Linked DNA regions of Mus musculus: region 2 is linked to region 1. A link is a loop called in an ENCODE intact Hi-C map of the cell type or tissue named here. Cell type or tissue: left cerebral cortex. All regions are shown on one strand. Region 1 holds the start of Rbm45 (RNA binding motif protein 45). Region 2 overlaps Pde11a (phosphodiesterase 11A).

Evidence for each region. Peaks named below come from ENCODE experiments on the same cell type or tissue, not always from the same donor. Only the 100,000 strongest peaks of a DNase experiment are listed, where the experiment ranks them.
Region 2: it touches region 1 in a loop (3-fold over the local background); 15 of 42 quality-filtered maps call a loop at or near these places.

Annotation. Positions count from the first base shown.
Region 1 is chr2:76,366,908-76,374,907 of GRCm38, forward strand. Rbm45 (RNA binding motif protein 45) reads left to right here and starts at 3,077. Exons shown (of 10, transcript NM_153405.2): 1 at 3,077-3,521; 2 at 5,128-5,250; 3 at 6,653-6,779. The coding sequence starts at 3,222. In left cerebral cortex, CTCF peaks have their summits at 435 (motif pointing right) and 3,010 (motif pointing right); DNase peaks (open chromatin) are centred at 452 and 3,039; H3K4me3 peaks cover 1,238 bases; H3K27ac peaks cover 649 bases.
Region 2 is chr2:76,124,512-76,132,511 of GRCm38, forward strand. The region is part of intron 9 of Pde11a (phosphodiesterase 11A); the gene reads right to left. Among named protein-coding and RNA genes, the nearest start is that of Gm52518, 92 kb to the left of the region's middle. In left cerebral cortex, a CTCF peak has its summit at 3,753; DNase peaks (open chromatin) are centred at 481 and 3,786.

The DNA.
Region 1 (8,000 bases):
GCCAGTACTGAAAAGCAAAAGCCTCTCCCTTCCCCATGGCTTTTCCTCTATAGCTGCAACTCCCTGATCCCCATAGGTGAAAGGTTGAAATGCGAGTCTGTGTGCTCAGTCTTGCTATTGGTTCCATGATTCAGAGAAGGAAAACAATCCTGTTTAGGGCAAAACCAGGGGAAATGTGATGAATATACTAAATATACCCAACAGAACCATTCAGATGAGTGAATTTAGGATCGCAAGCTTATATTTTAGTAGTGTAAATAAACGCTTCTTGCCTCTCTCGAGTATACGATGTTTCATGTTTGGGTGATACAGATATAAATGCCTTTCCTATAGTTTCCCAGTGCTTCTCTTGAAGGAAATACTATAAGCTCTAAACGTGCAGGATGAGAATCAATATTCTTATTTTACAGGCACTGCAGTTTAAGAAAACGGTTTCCCACTAGATGGCGCTGGTGCGCAAGTTGTCTTACTCGTGATCTTTGCACTTCCTCACGTCAATAAAATGATGACATTGTTTTCACCTGACTGGTCTTCCTTCTAAGACAAGGAAAAGTGGAACCTTAGTGCAAGTTACTCCCTGTACTTTCTAAGCTGAAGGTAAACAGAACATTCCTTCCACAGAGTGTGATGCCAGGAAAAAACGATTGTAACCCCTGTGTCAAAATCATTGTAACATCTGTAATTCCTGACGCTTAGAGACTACTAGTTAGACAATACAGAAGTTGGCTTTGGGCACTATAGTCAAAGGAAATTGGAAAACTAATGTCTCCTGTGTCCTTGTACACATGCATTTCATAGCCCTAAACTATGAGCTCTATATAATCATTAACTACATGAGGCTAAACTGTTAACTTCATGATAGAGGAAAGAGTGGCCATTTGTTTGATACTTTATCTCTTGTGTGGAACACAGTATTCAACACATAATTAAAAGTCAAAATATTTAGTTTCCAAGTGTGGTGGTATACATCTGGAATCCCAGCATTTGGGAAGCCAAGACAAAGAAGATTTAGTTAAAAGCCCACCTGTGCTGGGTAGTGAGACCCTGTGTTGCTGAGTGCTGGAGAGATGGCTCAGTGGTTAAGAGCACTGATTGCTCTTCCAGAGGACCCAGGTTCAACTCCCAGTACACACGTGGCAGCTCACAACCATCTGTAACTTCAGTTCCTGGGAATCCAATGCCTTCCTCTGACCTGCACGGATACTGCAGACACATGGGACACAGATGGTACATTTAGGCAAAACACTCATATCTATAAAATAGAGTTAAATAAAAATCTTTGGAAAAAAAATAAGGTCAATTGAATGAATGGATGACTTCACTAATTATGCCTGACACCTGCTCTATTTAGTATGTAACATTATTTCTACTCCGCAGTAGAGAATCTCACAAGAGTCAGTGATGGTTCTTTCTCCAGCCCTGAGTCTCTAGCTCCTGGCATGCATGACTGATGCACAATAAACATGGATGTGTTTGACTTCATAGATGGCCCGATCTTAGCAGCCTCGGTATGGGCATTTTAGGAGGTGCGTCCCTAGCCCAGCTCTGCGATTCCTGTGCTACTAAAGGCTAACCCAGTCCTTTGTCCTAAATGCCTGTTCACCTCATCACCAAGGTTCACTAATATGCCGTGGAAGCCAGTGGGCATTTCGCACTTTGCTTGGGCCCTCTAATTTCTCGTAGTTCTCAGATGTGCATCCATCACTCTCCCTGCTCGTGCATCTTGGATGGGCTGCGGTAGCTGCGTAGATCACACACACAGCTGCCTCTGGGCCTGGTTCTGTTACCTGTGCATCTTAACTTTGAGCCTCAGATTTCCTCATCTCTAAAAATAGGGATAAGGATTCCATGGTTGTAAAAGGCTCCTTTCAGCCATCAGACTCTATGGTTTTAACTCTTAGTATTCTATTGCTGCGAAGAGACACCATGACCACGGTAACTCTTATAAAGGAAAGCATTTCACTGGGGCTGGCTTACACTTTCAGAGGTTGAGTCCACCGTCATCATGGCGGGAAGGATAGCAGCAGGCAGAGATAATAGTGCTGGAGAAGCCGCTGGAAGTTCTACCTCCAGGTCCAAAGACAAGAGGGAAAGAAGGCACTGCTACTGAAACTCCCAAAGCTCAACCTCACACTTCCTACAAGGCCACACCCACTCTAACTAGGCCACACCCATCCTAACAAGGCCACGCCAAAACGGTGATGAAGACTGTGTTTTCACCAAAATTTCAGACAAACTCCCCCCAGGTCTTCTGCTTGACTAGATCCAACTTCCAGCTTTCTGTTCTAGGGGAATCTAATTGGAGGACAAATCCTGATAAGTCAGTTTCGCCATAATTCTTATCCTTGATGTCTGACTGCTGTTAATGTCTTTTTTTTTTTTTTTTTTTTTTTTTTTGGTTTTTCGAAACAGGGGTTCTCTGTATAGCCCTGGCTGTCCTGGAACTCACTTTGTAGACCAGGCTGGCCTCAAACTCAGAAATCCACCTGCTGCTGCATCCCAAGTGCTGGGATTAAAGGCGTGCGCCACCACTGCCCGGCTGTTAATGTTTTATTACTTATCAACTTATCACTTATCTACAGCCTAAGTTCTGGGAAGCAGATCTACTGAGAGTCTCTCTTACCCCGCGATCTTCAGTAATTGTCCTTATACTAACTCATATTGTACTGTCCTCCATTTATCTTACTGGAACCAAGTCCAGTCTCTCCCCCTTACTGCAAGACCCCAACGCAATGGTCCTTTGTACCTGTCTCTATGGACCATTTTGAGTGAAGCCTGCCTGCTTTTTGTATATTTTTGGTGTGGTGCTTTTGCTGACCTCAAATTTACTATGTAGCCCAGGAGGCCTCAAATGTAGCAATCTGATTACAGGCTTAGTAGAAGCCAGCTTTGGGAAGGCTTAAGAATCAGGCAGGTGGATCTTTTTAGCCACAGGGCAAAGTGGTTTGCATAAACCCATTCTTGGTTTTCCCTGGGACTGAAGATTTGAGATTGCTGAGTCCACCGTGGCACCAGGGGGCGCTGCAGAATGTTCCCGGAAGCCCGCAGACCTCACTGCGGGACGCACCTGCTTTCCGGCTCTCGGCTCTTCCGGAAGCGGAGCTGCTTACCGGCGTGGGGCGAGACGGGGAGCTGCCGGGAAGCGGCCGGGAAGCGGCCGAGAACCTGCCGGGTGAACAGGGCCTGCAGGGGGGCTGCGCCTGGGTCCCGCGTGGGGCGCCATGGACGACGCCGGCGGCTTGGGAGGCAGCGGAGGATTCCGCCCGGGCGTAGACAGCCTGGATGAGCCGCCCAACAGCCGCATTTTTCTAGTGATCAGCAAGCACACATCCGAATTGGTGCTGAGGGAGCGCTTCTCGCCCTTCGGAGACATCCAGGACATCTGGGTGGTGCGCGACAAGCACACTAAGGAGTCCAAGGGCGTGGCCTTCGTCAAGTTCGCGCGCAGCTCACAGGCCTGCCGGGCAATGGAGGAGATGCACGGACAGTGCCTGGGTCCCAGCGACACCAAGCCCATCAAGGTGCGGGGCTGAGGTGCCTGGTTTAGGGTGTGTGAGGTAGAGATGCCCAGGTTGGGGTGTTTGGGATATGGGTGCCCGGGGTTGAGGGTGCTCGCGAGGGTGACGGCGGTATGGGTTGGGGTCTCTCCCGCCCCTTTGCTGCGCCGGGGATGCTGTGCATCTGGTAGGAGAGGGGTTGGATTCTGCACGCACCGTGAGTGTGCCGAGGATGGCTTGGAGGAGCGGATCCCCGGCCTCTGGCCAAAGGAGCCTCTTACCCTGGGAACAGATTGGGTAGCCACATCCAAGGATAGCACAACTGTGGCTGACCTCGTAAGTCAGTCAACCTCCTGTCCCCGTCTTCCTGTCTATTGTGAAAACTTTTCTGAGCTTCCTCTCTCGAACACTGTAATTACCTTCGCGACTAGAAAATTTAGTTTTAGGGTTTTTTTTCCTCGTGTATTTTACTTTTACAAAGCTTGAAGGATCTCTTAAGTAAAAAAAAAATTACAGCACCATGCCTATAAACAGAAAATTATCAAAGTAAAAGTATTTTGTGACAAGCTATGCTATACTGGAAAGGGGCAAACCTAGAAAACGGTGCAAGGTGTGGGGGAATTCTGGTTTGGGTTTTGTAAGAATACCATTTACGAGTGTTCATGGACTGTGGGCTAGAGTGTCTCCAGCCCCTCTTCTATGCTGCACCTGGGCATGGGGAGGGGAGTTAGAGGGTAGTAGGGGCAGAGAAAGGCAGAGGGAGAGGAGGAGGGGGAGGGAAAGAAGAAGGAGCAGGAGGAAGAAGAAGAAGAGAGAAAGAAAAGGAAGAAGAAAGAAGAGGCCAGCCATGAGCACGTAGAGAAGGGGAAATAAATGGGGGCGGGGGGAGAGCAAGGGAGGAACGGGGTTAAAATTTTTGAGAACAAGGTGTGTGCTAGGTCATTCATGTGCGCTATATAGATACAGTCATTAATCAGGGGACTTTATAAGCTCTTTAGGCTCGAAAATTTAGAAATTTGTGATCTGATGGTATCCCCGCTCTTATTTATCCAAGGTTCCCCTTTTATCTACTATTTGTGTTTTCTTTCGAGTTTCTCTTGTATGTTTCTTTGGCTATTTCATTACCGGTGTGTTGATTAAATTAACTTAGAGTTGCCCATTTCTTCTAATACCGTTGGCAGTGCTTGACATATGGTGGGTATTACTGAAGAAATAACTAAAATAGACCACCTAGGGATATGCCTCTAACTCTGTCTTGTAAGTAGGGTCCTTTGCCTCTATAGCAAGCTGTCTCCTGAGCAAAGGTAAGCTCTCCTTCTCCTGGACCCAGTGTTCTCTTCCACAAAAGTACACAGTGTCGTGGTTTTTATATTCGGTGTCTTTTGAGTTTCTGCCTCCTGCAGTGTTCCGTTTTCCATGGTTTTCTCACACTTCAGTGATACACACTGCCCTCCTTAAAGGAAACACACACACACACAGAGCACCCCTCATGGGTCCTTGTGAATAAGGTGTTCCATATTACCTGAAGGCCTGCCTGGCCTACAGACAGAGTTAAACTGTAGCCAGGGTTATAAAGTAATATGCTTAAGGAATACACAGCGTTATTCTGAAGGCTTTATATGTTTCTTAGGTTTTCATTGCCCAGTCCCGATCATCAGGAAGTCACAGGGATGTTGAAGATGAAGAACTCACGAGAATCTTTGTTATGATACCAAAGTCCTATACAGAAGAAGACCTGCGGGAGAAGTTCAAGGTACTTTTGTGTTATCATCATAGCTCCGCCCTCAACATTGTTATTAACAGTCACTAACAGCTGGACGATTGTAATGAGAGTTCATCATAAGATCTAGGTTGAGAAAATGAAGTGCAAACGCTGAGTATTTTCATTAAGACTACACAGCTATAGGTGATAGCACTAAAATATAAGCCCTCTCTGCCCCCAGAGCCTGCTCTCAAAATTCCAAAGCACTGGTTGGTTCTCATTTATCTTGCCCCTCCACAGAGTGAGTCACCGGCCTGAGCACGTGAGCTGTGCTGGCTAATTCTGATCATGGCCTGTGCTATGTTGATATCACACTCACTCACAGCTAGCTTTATCCTAAGATTGAGCTTCTCTGTGGGTCACAGTTAAGGGAAAACGTTACAGCTCTGAGCTGCTAATCAGAGAAAATGACTTTGGACAAATAATTTTAAATCTTTGTAGGCAGCAACTATTTGTAGGTTTTTCTCAACAGAAACTCAACACGGTTTTAATTGTTTCGAGGTGGTTGCTTTCTTATGGTATTCTCTTCTGTCTAACCTCTTAACACCGTGAGTTGGAGGTGGGTGACAAGCAAGAAGAAAGAAGCTAGCAGGAAAAAATAGTTTTCATATGTCTTTGGCCCTACTCCAGTTGACCTTCAGAAATAACAGATTCCAAAAATTTGTACTCCATACTTCCTCCAATAGTAAGAAAATGTTTACCTAACTTTTTCTCAGAGAATAATAAAGCACCTTAATCTAAATATATAATAAACTTGTTTACAAGAGAATTTTGTAAAATACATACTAAATGACATAGCATGAGTTTATAAGCCTACGTGTCTTCCAACATTAAACATTACTGTGTGTTTCTCCCAAACACTAATTTTCTGAGTAGACTATTATGTTCTGCTTTGAACTGATCCTCAAAAGAGCATCCAGTCAGTCATTCACGATGCTGCTGGAGACACGTAAACATTTTCAACAGATACTGCTGCGTATTGAGCGTCTCCTAGACTCTTAAGCGTTTAATCTGGATCAGTCCATTTAACCTTTCGCAGTCCAGTGAGGTCAGAGGTGCTGAAGATGCTGACAGAGGAGAGTAAACTGCCTGGCTACTGAGTGGTTGAGCTAGGGCTGAATCTCAGAATCCCAGTTCCAGAGCACGCCCACCTGTCTACTGAGTGAGACAGTGTGGACAAGCCTTTCTCTCCCAGTTTAGTTTCTCTGTGGCTTAGGCAAGATTTCTATAGGCTCAGCTTCATTGTCTGTCAAATCAGCAGTATAGAATGTGTGTGTCACCTTGAAGGATTGCATTGTTTGCACGCACGAGACACAAATACGTATAATTTTCAGTCTTGGACTATCTTATTCAATTGTGAGTCTCCTAAGGTCATCTCTTTTGACTCTTGTAGGTGTATGGAGATATCGAGTATTGCAGCATTATTAAGAATAAAGTCACTGGAGAAAGTAAAGGCTTGGGCTACGTGCGCTATTTAAAACCATCACAAGCTGCCCAGGCAATAGAAAACTGTGATAGAAGTAAGAATGGGCTTTTAAAGTTTTATTTTATGTGTTTGGTGGTTGTGCCTACATGTACATCTGTGCGCCACATGGGTGCAGTGCCTGCCGAGGCCAGAGGAACATCAGATCTGGAACTGGAGTTACAGATGAGTGTGACCCTCCATGTGGGTATTGGGAACAGAACCCAGGTCCTCTGTAAGAGCCACAAGTGTTTGTAACCACTGAGCCATCTTTTCAGCCCCAGAATATACTTTTTTATATTTTGTTTTTAACTTTGCTAAAAGGCCTTTAAAAAGAAATTCTCATTATTATAAATAACAGCCTTCCATGCTATGCCATGTAAGTAGTGTAGCAGGTATTTATACAGATCCAAGGCTGAAAACATTTTGCATTGATGAATCAGTCATGCACTGATGCCATCCTGAGAAACACGATCGGCTGAATCCTCCATAGTAAGTGCAGGACACTCCTGGCTCATTGTTTGCATAGGTTTGGGGCTTTAAAAATTATTTTGTAATTTAAAGTATTGAAAACTGATTTACCCTTTTAGGTTTTTAAAAGTATTTTTCTTTGTTGTTTTTCTTAAGACAGAGTCTTGTTGTGTAGCCCAGACTAGACTTTTCACTTGTGATTCCCCTGCCCTGGCCTCCTAGCTGTCAGCTTTACAGGCGAATGCCCCTGTGCCCAGCAGATCTGATTCTGTTTGTTCCTACTTGACCTAAGCCCTAAGAAGGATTTATTATACTAACAAACATACAAATTAAGGATGGCATTGGTAAGAGTTGCTATCACGGGTAAATAATTTGAAGCTATAGAGGCAAATTGTTGGATGTTTAATGTTATATATAAAATTGAATTCAGCAAATAAGAGGTGTACTAAACTCTGTGCTTTAGACTGTTATAAAAATCTGTATATACAGGAAAGAGTTGCGGTTGATCAGTAGAATTCTTATTTGCCTCTAAAGTCCACACTGTGATTTTCTTCTTAGGTCCTTCTGTTTCTCAGAAGTCAGTCTTAACTGGCTTCCTGTGGTATGTTCCTCAGTATGCTAAGAGGAGGGTATAGGTGAAGTACCTGCTAGCTCTGACATTTAAAACTCTATGTCTATGTTGATAAGACTGAAAACAAAAGTACATCTTGTTTTCCCTGACCTCCTAGTCCTTGTAGAGTCATAACTCCTCCCTGCAGATAGAATGAGCTCAGACCAGCTTTGTTTCGCCGTGTTTGCAGCTGCTGGA
Region 2 (8,000 bases), 240 kb before region 1:
ACGGTCCCAGGGGTGAGCACAGCCCTTCAACTGAGAAGACAGTCCTCAAACAACCCTTTGCATCCCAGCTGACTTCATGGGTCCTTGAAACTCAGACCTGAGTTTGGATTCAGATCTGCAGCCAGCTGAGCGATGCAAGCCACAGAACCTATCTCAGCAAGTTCCTAGACCCAGATGACCGCCCATCTGCTCACTAGTCAGGTGAGAACCTGGCTGTCTTCTCTGTGTGTTTTGGTAAAGGTTCTAGGAGATTGCTCTATAAGTCACATCACACAGTGCTGGGCACAAATACAGACATCCAGTTAATGAAACACTTTCATAAGCACCCAAATCATCACACCCCAAAACTGAAGTAACAGAAACACATACCACACAGGGGAAAAAAAAATTCCAGGCACGCCAGAATCCGTGCATGCAAGTAACAGTTACTTCCTAAGGTTTCCATGGGAACCATGTTTCATTCCTCCAAACATCTGCTGTGTTTGGGAACTTGGTCCACCATCCTGAAGCACATTTGTTAGACCACAGCAGTGGTGACAAATCCTATAAAGATGGATTTGATTTGGGAAAACCACCAAATGTTGTTCAGCAGGAGATAAAGTGAGAACGCAGTCAACTTCTTGTTAGAAACACAGTTGTGTTTATAAAGAAGCGGCACGAATCTCTCTGTAGATGGCAGAATGATCCCTCTAAAATGCCAGACGAATCACATGGCCCTTCTGCTGAAGGCTGCTCAATCACTCTCTACTTCTCTTAGAGTCAAATTCAAGTCCCTCCATGCATCATAACTGTCCTTCGAGACCCACCCTCTGGAGCCCCATGCTTGCCCGTATCCTGGTGTGCAGAGATGTTCAGTGGCTCTGACAGCTTGTCACCAGAGTCCTCTACATTCTCACCTGCAACTTTCCTTCTCCCTGGTAAATTCCTGAGAATTGTCTTTCAAAGTACAGCTTGGAAGTTACCTTCTCGGCAAGCCAGCTGTGATAAAGCTCTCTGAATTAGATGCTTCTTCTGCACGTGGTACCCACTTCTACCCCAGACTTGTCACACAGGGCAGCAATCACACTTTCCCTCTCGTCTGTCCTCTTATAGACTGAAATTATGTGAAGCATTATACTGTGACTCATGTCATTTTGAAGTATCTGATATGTTTTGGTAAGGATTAAGTGTTTTGTATATAGTAGGTGATCTGTTATGTTGGTGGTTTGACTAAGAATGGCACCCATAGGCTTATGTGTTTGAGAGCTTAGTCACCAGGGAGTGGTACTATTTGAAAGGATTAGAAGGACTGGGAGCCATGGCCTTGTTGGAGTAGGTGTGGCCTTGTTAGAGGAAGTGTGTCACTGGGGGTGGGCTTTGAAGTTTCAACAGCCTGCGTGAGGTCCAGCTCACTCTCTCTGGCAGCAGATTAGGATGTAGCCCTCAACTACTTTCCCAGCACCATGCCTGTGATGCCTGCCTCCACGCTCCTTGCCATGATGATAATGGACTCATCTGCTTCTGAAAGCCAGCCCCTAGTGAAATGCTTTGTTTTATAAGCTTTGCTTTAGTCATGGCGTCTCTTCGCAGCAACAGAACAGTGACTAAGACAGGTACATTAATGTCAGTGTCATGCAGAACTCATAGATCCCACTAAAGTGTTTGAGGTACATGGATAATGACAGGATTATTAGAAATGCAGCACTTACTCATTTCCAGCATCAGTAAATACTTTCTGCATGTGTACTCATATATGTACATTGTGCATATCTGTACATGTGTGTATACACATGTATGTACATGTGTGTTTTCAGTACCCGTGGAGATCAACCCTGAGTTTTGTTCCTCAGATACTTTCTATTTTGTATTTTTAAGACCGTGTCTCCCTCTGACCTGGGGCTTACCAATTAGACTGGACAGTGAGTCCCAAGATAGACCTGTCTCTTCCTTCCTAGTGCTGGGATGGCAAGCTCACACTTGAACTACACAGCTCTGCACATGGTTTCTAGGGATCAAACTTAGGTATTCATGATCCTGTGCAAATGCTGTAGTGACTGGATCATCTTCCAGCCTCCACACTCCCTTTTGGTTGTTAAGAAACTGTTTTCTTAGGCTCTGACATAGGTAGTATCTGATAAATAAAGCAATAATGGATTATAACCCCCAAATGAGAGAGAGATAAAGAGATTTATAGAAAATTGGGAAGATTATGCAGAAAACAAATACTAAGTAATTTGAGTAGCTAGTTCCCCCTCAAGGAAATGGAACATAGCACTCCACTGTTGGGGATAGCTTTGCATATCCAAAGAGTGCAGTTAAGGAAAGAAGGTATCAGAGCAGCTCAGAGCAGCAGTGGGAAGCCTGAGAGCATTACTTCAGCCAGGGTGTCAAGGTCAAGGGTAAGTCATTCTGATGCGAACCACCCATGTCACCCATGGCCGTCCTCACCATCGTCTAGAATCAGAGTCTAAGCTTGAGAAAACGGCAGCCAATCCCGATAGAGAGACATACGAAGTGCTCACTCTGGAACACTGTTTCATGGACATACAATCAAAGCTAAGTGGACTAGGTAGGTTAAAGTGTGTGTGTGTGCGTGTATGCATGCATGTGTGTAACATAAAGAAATGATAATGAGCTTGGGGGAGGGGGAACCAGAGAGGAGTTTAAGGGAGAGAGGGAGAGGCAAGAGTGATGTAGATACAGTGGTCATGTGTGAAGTTCTCAGAAAAAAATAAGAAAATTACTAACTCCCTTCCAAAACAAGCCATAATACTTTTTAAAAAAGGAAATCATGAAATGTGGACATCCAAGAGAAGCTTAAAGCATGATATCTAAAGACAACAGGGAATCTTGGGACCCAGAACAGGAAAGGTATTTGGTAAAGAATCAGGAAAGGTGAACAAAGGAGCCCTCTAGGAGACAGAGTACAGCAATGATCATCAACTACAGCAAACACAGTAATAATAATAATGTACAATGGTAAAGGTAGAGGAAACATGATGCGGGGTACAAGGGGAGGCTACATTCTCTCTCTAAGTTTTCTATTAATATGAAATTGTTCTACATATGGCATATATGCGTGACATTCTTAACCAATAAGAACAAATCACTCTCTAACGTGTAGGGATCTGGAGAGAGAGCTCCAATTAAGAGTACTGGCTACGCCAGGCGTGGTGGTGCACGCCTTTAATCCCAGCACTTGGGAGGCAGAGGCAGCCGGATTTCTGAGTTTGAGGCCAGCCTGGTCTACAAAATGAGTTCCAGGATAGCCAGGGCTACACAGAGAAACCCTATCTTAAAAAAACTAAAAAAAAAAAAAAAAAAAAAAAAAAAGTACCAGCTGCTTTTCCAGAGGACCTAAGGTCGGTTCCCAGCACCCACACCAGGCAGTGTGAGACCGTCCGTAATTCCAGCTCCGGGGGATCCAATGCCATCTTCTGGCCGCTGTGCTCACACGTTCTCATGTGTACATACAGCCAGACACATAATTAAGAAAACAAATCTTCAAAATAAAACACAATGAAAAGTGAAAAAAATGCTCTAAAATAAGATGTACTTAAAAAATAGTATCTGGTTGGATGTTGATAGAGGTCCTCTGCTTTCCACAACACCTAAAGGAAAACACAGGAGCCCTCCCTAAGACTGAATATTGGATCTGAGGAATTTTGTTAAGTATTAGACAGATGCAATGGTATCTACAAACAAACCAAACCAAAACAACAAAATAAAATTGGCTTTATAGTGCTTAAAGACAGGAAAGAGCTGTTCTTCAAGCCGCCCCACGAGGGTGCTATTCCTTCTCTGGTGTCAAAGCGCTTTCCTGGAGACCAGGCATCTGCACTAATCAGAAAATCAATCCCTTCCTGGTCCTCTGGCTTCTGAACTGGCACCTACTTCTGAGGAATTGACTTTCACCCAGGGGCTTGGGGAAGTTATTGCAAGTAAAGCCCTGAATGAGGGTGGGGACAGGAATTGCTGTAACTATTACTGTCAACACCCAGGAGTGGCACCCCACAGTGTGTGCTGGAAGGAGATTCTTCCTGTACTTTATGATTATAATCTTTGCCTGTACTTTCTTGGATTTGATTCATTCAGCAAATAGTTCCTGCATGCAGCCTCACCAGACATCACACAGTTTCCTGTATGGCACTTTACTGTGACGCTCTCTTGGTATCTTGTTTACCTATTCCCGTTTTCTGCTAGAGTATAATAAATAGCACTTATATTCCCACTGCTCCATCCTTAGCAGCTAGAACAGCATGGGTCACAGTGAAGTGAAGGTGGTCGAAAGGGGACACGTGATTCTATGTACAGGAGCTTCCTAGTGAAATCAGAGTCACGGGCAAAGGGGTGGTTGCCATGGGTGACAGGGAGCTGAGTTAGATGTGCTGTGGATGTTGTCTCAGGTTGGGAGACAGAGAGTGGTGAGGGCTCTACAACAATGTGAAGCACTTAGACCCACTGAACTGAGTGCTGAAAAATGGCTGGAATAGTAAGTTCCATGTCGTGCTTATTTTTGCCACAACTACAAAGGAATAAAAAAGAACCCTGTCCCAGACTTAGAGGGATGAGCTGTGTCTCGGGAAGGGAAGGATGCATGGATCACTGAAGGTCAGTCCCTGTCAGGAGGGGCAAAGCTACAACATCGGGAATTGTCGACAGGAGAGGGCTCGCCACGGAGTTGTCTGGAGGGTTTGTGCAAACAAGTCCTTCTGCACAGAGAGAGCCGGAAGTCAGGCGAGGACACACCTCTCACAGAGGCTCTGCATCTCCACCCCACTTCTCCCTTGCTCTGAGCCTGTTTAGGGCAGGAAGGAAGAATAAGGAAATAAAAGAAGCTCATTGTAAACTCTCTTGGCAACAGGCTTCTAACTTCAGGAAAGAAGGCAATATATATACTCAATACCTCAGTGTGTCAGAAGATGCATCTAAGACCACCTTCGTCCAGGAGTGAAGACTGACTGGCTCAATGGATCAGGGAGAAGGGAAATGGGCAGGAAAGAAGAAATTAGTATCTGATCACGTGCTAGGAGTCCAGCTCTTTCACTCTTCCAACCAGAGGAGATTTTCCTCAGAGTTTAGGAGATTCCTCAGGGAGACTCATCTCTCCCCTCTTACTTCAGGAGGCTCCTTAACTCTAATAGAGGGAGGCTTCACACAAAGTCTGGAAAGAGATCTTTGAAGCCAGCCCTCCTTCCTTCCACACAAAACCAACTCTATTCATGGCATGGGGAATGCAGAGGAGATGCTCTGCCAGTTTGTGGGCAGCGAGACTTTTGTCATCAATCTCAAAGGGTCAAAGGTTTCCCTTTTGGATTCTTGTGCTGGAAGACCACAGTGGACGCAGCTCAAATGCTTTCACTTATCGTATGCATTTTTTTTTCTGAGTACCAATTGTGTAAAAAAAAAAAACACTAGGGGAGAGAAATAAAACAATCACATACTTCAGGGTACACACTTTCAGACAGAGGAACATACACAGGCATCATGCAGGGCAAAAGAAAGACAGCCACGGGACTAGACGTTTTCTGGAGTACATTTAAATTGAGCTCCGAATATCGGAATGGTCCTGAGTGGGGAGGCATAATTGGGACGGAGAATAATGAAAGCTGAGGGCACATTAAGGATCAGCTGGCAGACAGGCAGGTGGCTGATTTGTAGACTATGAAGCATTTGAGTGTGTAAGTAGCATACAATTCTCTGAGAAGAGAAATGAGAGCCAGGGGTAGGGAAGTAGTTTGGTGTGAGATTTCCAAGGGCCCCAGAGGCCAGGACATTTGTATTTTGATAGGGAATAGGGGAACAATTTAAGGTCTATGAGTCAGCTCGCGATGCACTCTACACTCTGTTGTAGGAGGAACAAGTAGAAGGGGATTGTGATTGCCCAGCCAAGAGGTAATGAAGCCCTTAAGTAGGACGGCTGCTGTGAACACTGGGAAGGAGGAAATAGATGGGAGGCTCTGGGGAGGTGGGGTAGATGACGCCTGGCTCCTGATTGCCTAGCCTCTCCCTCACTCTCTGTTTGACCCTCATTCTTCTCCTCTCTCTGATCATAAAACCGTGTGAGGCATCCCTTACCACCCAGACCTACACTTCCTGGAAATATTCTCGCCTGCATTAGGTAAGGCTTCATTCGCAATAACCGTGAAGGACACCCTGAAGAACAATTCCTGATGCTCCAAATGAGGACGTAATATTCCACATCTACATTCCTATTGTGCTCTCTGTGTTCTGACCTTTAGGTAAAGTTTCCCCTTTGTTCCGAGGACCACGCTCTGGGAAAATATGAGTGGAAAGAAACACGGCTTATCTGGAGTGTTTGGCTGCTTGCGCAGAATGGAAATCAAGATCATAAAAGTAAATTTGTTTAAATGATTGTAAATTCCTTTCTTTGTTCCATCATCCCGCTTTAAGAGCATCTAAGAGCTGTGAGGTATTAATATTACATACTTAGGTAAAAGAATTTTAACAATAGAGTTTTATAACTAAATTATAAGAAAGTTAGAAAAGCAGTCACCAAAAATAATTGTATTGATAATTCGATTGTTAGATAAAATCTAGGTACGATGGCAGTCATTCCATTTTTAAAGACCAGAAAAAGTAGAAGACATGTAGCTTACACATCTCTCTTTTACCTTTGGTGGATTGTGACTAACATGAGCTCAAGTTTCCAGCATGTGGCAATAGGAAGAGACTTCCTTCTATGCCAAGATAGATATGAAGTTGTGATTTCCAGGTCCTGTCACTTTCTGCAGAAGCAAACATGGTAACACAGGTGACAGGCACTGGGCAAACCCGGAAGAAGCAGAAGTGCTCTGGGATAGCTGCACCTGCAGTGGGGCCAGGGTGTTCTGCAGAGATGCCAGGGTGTTCTGCAATGGGGCCAGGGTGTTCTCCAAGGTGCTAGGGTGTTCTCCAAAGTGCTGGGGTGTTCTGCAATGGGGCCAAGGTGTACTGAAATGGGGTCAGGGTGTACTACTCAGCCCAGATCGAACACAGAAATTAATAAGTAGTAACTCGGAGTTATCAGTAAGAAAACAGATTCTAACAACATGGAGGGTAGGCAGTTGTCCAGCTATTGTGCTGCCTAAGGCATATTAAAATATAAAGGCTGTGTGTGTGTCTTTCATCTGAGAACATAAGCCATTAAGATAAGAAGGAACACTGCACTGAGATTTTAAAAATATTTTCTGCAACATAGTGCAATGGTGCCAGGCTGTTCTGTAATGGTGCTTGCGTGTTCTGCAGTGATGCTAGGGTTTTGTGCAGTGGTGGCAGGCTGTTCTGCTGGTTCCAGGGTGCACTGCAGTGGTGCCAAGGTACACTATAATGATGCCTGACTAGACAGTGATGTAGCTTGCAGAGCCTGAATCAAAGAATGAAAGAAAGGCTAATCTATTTTGAACTCAAACTCGAAGCAGGAAGTGATCTGCCTAACCAAACAGGCAAAGAGTTATGATCCCTAAATTAATCTGAGGATGAACAAACAGAATTCAACGGAGATCAAAGCTAGCAATGCACTAGTCAGTACAAACACCCAACTTTTGCGAAGGCTAGCTCTTTTATACAGCTTTAAGAGTGTGATTCCATGACCCTCTCCCATAGACCAAATCCTCAGACATTCCAATACCTTCTCTATAATGGTTCAGTACTGTGTATAAGCTATGTACCCTTATATAGGCTGAATCTTCTGTATACTGCTTATATATCCCTAGGTAGCACAGTGCAAAAGCTAGTAGACACTTGTGGTTCTATGTTACTTAGGAGACACTGACAAAGGGGAGATGGTTGCAAGTGTTTACTACAGATATACTTTTTTTTTAGGATCCTTCCCACCCATGGTTGAATTCACAGATGTGGAACCAGTGGAAAGAGAGGACCAAGTATGTCAATTATAACTGAATATTGCATCTGAACACTGTCCCTAAGTGTCACAATACTTTATTATGCTCATTTGCTCTATGAAGTAACTAAGATCTTATGCAGAATGTCCAAGGGTAACAGCTAGGCTATCATGACTC